Regions from separate parts of the Homo sapiens genome. Here region 1 is linked to region 2. Evidence: chromatin contacts called from ENCODE Hi-C data. All regions are on one chromosome and are shown on one strand. The core of a region is the stretch at or near the end of the contact, and the rest is flanking DNA. Distances in the headings are between cores, read along the strand shown.

Evidence for each region. Hi-C counts contacts between places; a loop is a spot of excess contacts on that map.
Region 1: a map of naive thymus-derived CD4-positive, alpha-beta T cell shows a loop between it and region 2 (13-fold over the local background). The contact joins the promoter of ADAM10 here to the promoter of ATOSA in region 2. A Hi-C loop is called at or near these places in 1 of 168 maps with a recorded cell type or tissue (naive thymus-derived CD4-positive, alpha-beta T cell).

Annotation. Positions count from the first base shown.
Region 1 is chr15:58,748,300-58,751,745 of GRCh38, forward strand. ADAM10 (ADAM metallopeptidase domain 10) reads right to left here and starts at 1,408. Exons shown (of 16, transcript NM_001110.4): 1 at 1,181-1,408. The coding sequence starts at 1,235. RefSeq lists enhancers at 541-1,176, 628-757, 1,848-2,027 and silencers at 868-1,157, 1,488-1,777.
Region 2 is chr15:52,677,567-52,681,025 of GRCh38, forward strand. It overlaps ATOSA (atos homolog A), which reads right to left and starts at 1,822. Exons shown (of 13, transcript NM_001385016.1): 1 at 1,262-1,822; 2 at 440-556. The coding sequence starts at 455. It overlaps LOC105370821 (a long non-coding RNA gene), which reads left to right and starts at 2,039. Exons shown (of 4, transcript XR_932255.4): 1 at 2,039-2,127. RefSeq lists enhancers at 518-587, 718-857 and a silencer at 1,438-1,757.

The DNA.
Region 1 (3,446 bases), core at 158-2,657, 6.1 Mb after region 2:
ATTACATGAAATAGATATTTTCTAAATTATCAAAGGCTACAGACACTCATCCAAAGCATTCCTCAAATTTTTTCAATCGTTGCTTTTAGGCACACCTTGAGGTTTTTAAGTTTACTCTGGGGCAAGTCAAAAAGCTTACCTAAAATAAAGCACTTTAAGCAAGAATAAAATGATGCAGCTGGTCCTAGAACACACCGGAAATAAAAATCGTTGTCTTCAAAACCCGAAACAAGAAATGACATGCTTTTAGCAAATTTGACTTTCATGTGCAGGGGGGAGGGGGCACTGTTTTGACAATCCACTAACTACACTGTACATCTACTCCACCTGAAAGTTTAACGAAACTCTTCAAGTTGGGTCACCCAGGGACCGAACTTCTACTCTAAGAGACCCAATCCAGCCTACAAATCAAAGAACATCCCCAAATGGTTTACCCTTCTCCCGACCAAACCCTTTCCCCTGGGCGACAGAATGTTTTCAAGAACACCAACACACCCTCCTGTGATCTCTCTCCAAACACAGGACACAGGAAGAACCGAGGCCACTAGTCTCAGATAAGCGGGTGATGACTGCTGCCACTCCACGGGCGGCCCCTCTGCAGAATGGGGTCGGTCAGGACCGGCGCGCCGGGTAAAGAACAATACACGAGCCCAGCTGCAAACAACACAACTTCCCACGAGTCTGCGCGGCGGGTCTCGGCGGCGGAGAGGACTTCGGAATCCGCCACCGGGCAGGGGCTGGGGGAGGAATGGTGAGCAGGATGAGCGCTGAACGAGGACGGCGAGACCGCCAGCCTCGCTGCGGCTGCCTGCACCGGCGCCCGCCGAGCAGACTGGAGGGATGCAGCCACCAGCCTGGGTTCCACCGCTCTCACCAGGCGACGCGGATGCCCCGACTTCGCTTCTCTGGGAGGCGACCCCCGCCTCCCGGGGCCGCCAGGGCGGTGGGGGGCGGGGAAGGCCTCGCCGGAGGCTTGGGAGCCTCCTCGGCCCGCCACCGAAGGGAAAGCGGTCGGGGCGCGGGGGACAATAGGGAGCGGGGAGCGCGGCCCGCCAGAGTGGCGCCGCTGGCCGGCTGGGCTGACTGACGCGCACGCCGCGAGGCGCGACTGGGCTCCGCTCGGCCCGGCCGCCGCTCCGCCGTGGTCGCGGCGCCCCCGGCGCTCGCAGTCGTGCCTCACCTCCCATCCCCGCCGCCCAGGAGAGGAGCAGAATTAACACTCTCAGCAACACCATCTTCCGCTGCCGCTGCCGCCGCCGCCGCCTCCTCACGGGTTAACAGCAGCACATCGATCCGGAGGGAGAAGCTGAAGGGGCTTGGTCCGGAGCCTCCACGGGAAGCCGGGACCTCCCCTGGCAGGAGAAACGGCGAAGCACCTCCCTCTCGCTCCACTTCAGGGGCCGGCAACGCTCCTAGCTCCTCCAAAACAGGGACCTCCCTCCCCCTCGTTCGTTTCCTTCCTCCTTTCCCCGCTTTCCTTCCCTTGCTCGTTCCCTCTTCTCTCCCCCCCTCCTTCGAAACTCAGACCTCCGCCTCCTTCCTCACCACGTGACGCGCGGGCACCCAACTGGCACGCGGAGCCGCGCCCCTACCTCCCGCCCCTACCCGTCCCCCAGGCGCTTCAGGGGCGCGCGCATGCGCGCGGGGGACGGTTCCCGTGCTGCTAGGCCTGCCGCCGCTTCCTGTCCGCCGGCGGAGAGCTGGGATTGGGCTTGGGAGGCGGGGTTTGTCCTGGTCCCGCCCCGGGGCGGGAGCGCTCCTACGCGGAGATAGTGCTCCGCTACGTGTTAGAGCTGCTGAGGACCTTCCCTTGGGCTAAAATGGTCCGTGGAAGATGTAAGCAGGGCTGCTTTCGACTTCTTAACGTCACAAGTAACAGAGGTTTTTTTTCTTCTTTTTCTGCCTCTCTTGGTGCACCACAGCTACCAAGTAAACAAAAAGTCCCAACAAGCAGTAATTATAGCGGCAGCTGCCCCAGTGATGCGAACATAAATGCAAAGACCTTCAAGCAGCAGGAAAAAAAGACACCATGTCCGAGATGTAATTTTCCGAGCTCTTTACAAATTTATGTCACAGACTAAGGCTTTAGCCTTTGCAAAAGCATGCAACCTGAACCAGACTGTCTTGAATCTCCAGTCCAGAAAATGTCCTCTTTTCTCTCTGTCACATCTTTGAAGCGAATCCACGCACATCTTCTCCCCAACTTCTTAAAGCTTGTGTTTGTTTTCTCGTAACTCATTTTGATTCTTTAAACTTGGATGTCATGAACTAGAACTTTTTATGGCCATTTAATTAGATATTCTTCATCTATTTGGTATCGTGCTTGAGTAGGCCGAATTAGGGAGAGTGTGTGTGTGCGTGTGTGTGTGTGTGTATGTGTAAATTGTTTTGTTTTGCTTTCTAAAGACAAGGTCTCCGCTGTCTCGCCAGGCTGAAGTGCAGTGGTGTGATCATAGCTCACTGTAACCTCCAACTCAAGCCGAATTAGGGAGAGTGTGTGTGTGTGTGTGTGTGTGTAAATTGTTTTGTTTTGCTTTCTAAAGACAAGGTATCCGCTGTCTCGCCAGGCTGAAGTGCAGTGGTGTGATCATAGCTCACTGTAACCTCCAACTCAAGCGATCCTCCCGCCTCGGCCTCCCACAAGTGCTGGGATTACAGGCGTGAGCCACTGCGCTCGGCCTTAATGTTATTGATACTGTAATAAACTGGAATTCCTATACTGTTACCTGTATATTTTATACCATTTATTACCATTAACATAAGTGAAGAGAATTTTTTTTTTTTTGAGACGGAGTTTCGCTCTCGTTGCCCAGGCTGGGGTGCAATGGTGTGATCTCGACTCACCGCAACCTCTGCCTCCCAGGTTCAAGCGATTCTCCTGCCTCAGCCTCCCAAGTTGCTGAGATTACAGGCATGCACCACCACGCCCAGCAAATTTTTTGTATTTTTAATAGAGACGGGGTCTCACCATGTTGGTTAGGCTGGTCTCGAACTCCCAACCTCAGGTGATCCGCCCGCCAGCCTCCCAAAGTGCTGGGATTACAGGTGGGAGCCACCGAGCCTGGCCATAAGAGTCTTCTTTAATTCTCAGTTTGAGAAATGAATGATTCTAGTTTTGCTGCAACATTAATAGGCTCAAAAACGGACGTTTCAAAACCATCATAATTGTATCCATTTATAATGAGATACATGGAATCATCAAAGGATGGCAGAATCTCACGAATGGTTTTTTTTTCCTTCATTAAAATATTCAGTCTTAGGAAATAGTTACCTGCAGACATTACATCTCATATCACCTGTGCTTTTTACTAATCTCTTGTGGTAGTGCTGTCAACAAATGATATTTTTATTTTCCAGCTCTTAAACCACCTTATAGCATGTTTTCTGTTGCACAGTATTTTTATAATGAATTCCAGTGATTAGAGGCAAATGGCACTTTCCCTTAA
Region 2 (3,459 bases), core at 572-3,071:
CAAAGTAGTAATAAAATAACAGTTGTCAACTCAAGCTTAAGTTTTCTCTTCATTTTATCAAGTTCACATTCAAGTTTAAAAAGCTTATGAACTTCTTGAAAGTTGAAGTTAGATTGACTACCTAAAAACGAGCAAGTACAACTCTAAAATGATACCTGTATTGTGGCAACAGATACAAATACCATTCTTTACTTTCATTTTGAGATACACTAGAATCTCTCTTGAAGCTAGTGCTTCAGAAGCACTTTTGTAAAAACGCTTAACCTTCTCTTCCATATGCCTTTCTCTACCTCACCAGCTGGAATCTGTCACAAAAACAGATAATCACATATGATACAGAAATAGTTGATCCTACTGCAGAATTAGGTTAACACTTCTAAATTGAGGCATAGAAAAGAAGGGGGTGGGGGAACAAGCCCTACTTAAACAAATCATTTACCTCGGTCTGGCTTCATTTTCACATCCAATTTTCGCCCAGAGTGCTGTGAAATGCACCTGTGGGTTCTTTCAACAGGCTCGCCGCTGATTCTACGGCTTCTGCTTCGCTTTCAAAATGCTGAAAGAGACAAAAATAAAATTAATCTGGCCCTATTCTAATACCCGGACCTTGCAAGTAAACTACTGTTAAGTTAGGCCTCTTCCTGGCACCAACTGCGGTGACAGCACCCTCGGCTGGTCTGAAAAAAGCAAAACTCTCTGCACCGCCTCCCCCATCTCCTCCGGATCGAGCACCCCCTTCCCTGCCTCTGTGCTCTCCAGGCCAATGTGTCCTTCTGACACAGTCTCTGAACCAAAACAGGATCTATTTATAACCTGGAGGTACAGGCAAGAAGAAGAAAAAGATTTGAGCAACACAAACTAACCCCTTCGTACAAAAACGCCTCTGGAAACAGAGGCACCTCCGCAGGGCTGGTATGGAAATTCTTCCACCTGGTGCCTGGGCGCAGCCAACTCTTCCAGTCCCCTGCGCCTCCCGAGCCCTCCGCCCGCCCCGCCGGGCCTCACCTGTGTAATTACCCTCTGGCTAGCCTTCCTGCGGCAACCGCGGCCAAGTTTACACAGAAACCCGAGTCACCTCCTCCCGCCCAGCCCCCAGCCCCAAACGAACTCTTCCGGGCTGTCCCGGGGCGACCCTACCAACTCCCAACCAGTCCTCCGCGGCCGGCTCCGGGGGAGGTGTTTACAGCCTGTGCTCGCCCCCTGCTCTGCACAACCCCTTCCGTCCCGCCGCGGCCCCGGATTTCCTTCAGCCCCGCCGCACCGAGCGCCGCGTCTGCCCCTCTCCCCGCTGGAGAGTTGTTTTCATGGCGCTCTCGAGCTGGCCGGCTCCTCCGCTCCCTCGGCCGACCTCTGCTGACTAACTCGCTCTCCTCTCCCGTCCCAATCCCGCCTCCTCTTGGCACTTCTCTCCACCGCTCGCCCAGCAGCTCACATCACACTCCCACCTCAGACCCCAGGCTCCGAGAGGCGCAGGGCCAGCGGGAGCGGAGTATGGAGCGCAGCGGCCCCCGCGGCTGCCTCAGGTGACCGTGGGGACCCGAGACGACCAGCCCGAAGCGGCTCCCCGGCGCCCCTGTGGCCATCCACCCGCGCCTCAGCCACCGCCTCGCTCCGCTCCCTGCGCTCAGCCCCTCCGCCCTGCCTGACTGGCACCCGAGCCCCGCGACCCCCGGGCTTCCCCCGCCCGTAGCCCCGGCCGGCCCTCTTGCCCAGCGCCTCTGCCAGCTCCTTGCCCGCCCGCTGTCTCTAGCTCTGGCGCCCCGGCTCCCCGTCCCCCTCGCTCGGCCAGTTCTTTCTCTGCTGTTTGCCCTGTCAAAACACTGCCTAGGTCACGTGTCCCAACAACAGCCAACCCACCCCGGTCGTCACTTCCTCCCCGGCGGCCTCCGCGGCCCTGGCGCCCGGTTACTATGGCAATGCCGCCGCTCGCCCCGGGGCGCTAGTTTGGGGCCGGGTTTTCGGTGCAGGTGCCCGGCGGGTGCGAGGGCGCTGGAGATGGCGGCTGGGAGACACCAGCAGAGTCCCGGAAGCCCGAGACGTCCCAGGCACTTCGGTTGCGCTCCCAGCCGGCAGAGGCGCGCCTGGATTCTGAGACCAGGAATCGGAGCTGCGCTATTAGAGCGCAGGGTAACTGGGGAGATGTCATCCAAAGGCCTGCCCCAGACGTGGAGGATAATTATAGTCGTCGTCTCCTCCTCCTCCTCCTCCTCCTCCTCCTCCTCCTCCTCCCCCCTCCCCCTCCTTCCCCCCCTCCTCCTCCTCCTCCTCCTCCTCCCGGGATGCTGGCACAGAGTTGTGATCGAGCCCCAAGTGGATTGCAGCGCATAATGGAACCCGGGTTTAATGTGACCGGGACGGGGGGTGGGCAGCTATGCGGGTCAGGGAGTGGGAGAATTTAAGAACAGGAAGCCCACCCCCACCCTAGATTTTCCCAAATCACTAAGGATTTTAGTAGGATTCAGAACCCAAGCTTCCAAGACACTCGCTGTGCTAAAAATAATCTTCATAACTTCTAAAACACTGACTCATGGGCAGGAGGACACTTTGACAGCATGTTATTGTTGGGGAGCTGTAATTTTGTTGTTGTGCTATAGCAATGTGACATGATGGCATTTCATGTTGTGATGTTGTCGTCATTTAAACACAAACAGATGACAGGAATCTGCTGTACTTAAAAAAAAACCCAATCCTAACAAGCGCTGCAGCTATTAGCTACTCAGTCTATAGACAAAGTACATATGGGGCATGAGCCCAAATGGAGACAAGTAAAAATTTGCAAGGCTCTTTGGTTTCATTAGAAAAAGTTTTTTTTTTAGATATAATTTTGCATAAAAGGATCACAGGAAAGTATTAGGACAAGTCTAAGGGGATTTTTTTTATTTGTGCCCTTCTGTTTTAAAATTTTTTTTACAATGAGTCTATTATTTTCACATCAGAAGAGTTTTATAAACTGCAAGATTGGCAGTTCCATTTTTTTGGCCTCAGGTAAAGTTCTTATGAAAAAGGCATGAAATATTTAAAAAGTAACATTTTCTAGTGCTTAGATATGTACAGTAAAATAACATGTACAACTGAAATTGTTAACCTTAACTCCACGATTGTATCTAATCAGAGCGGAGAGAACATTCAGGAGGGTAACATTTCATTTTCTCTGAAATGTTCTGGCATCATGACGATGAAACTGACAAATGGAAACAGTTCTTTAATCTATAAAATGCTACAAATGTTAAATCCCAGTGGATTTGACTTTGATATTATTGAATACTGTATTATGTAGTTTTTAAAAAATGAACTGAAGTTTTACTTGTTCTACAAGCACTTGGTAATGGGAGACAGAACAGTTACAGATAAGCCAAAAACCTAAATTTAGCACAACAGCTGGGACCAAATAACAGCTATTGTAAAAGGCTTACTGGGTGAACAGGCAGCAAAATCTGGTTTAGCTTCTTTCTTCCTCTA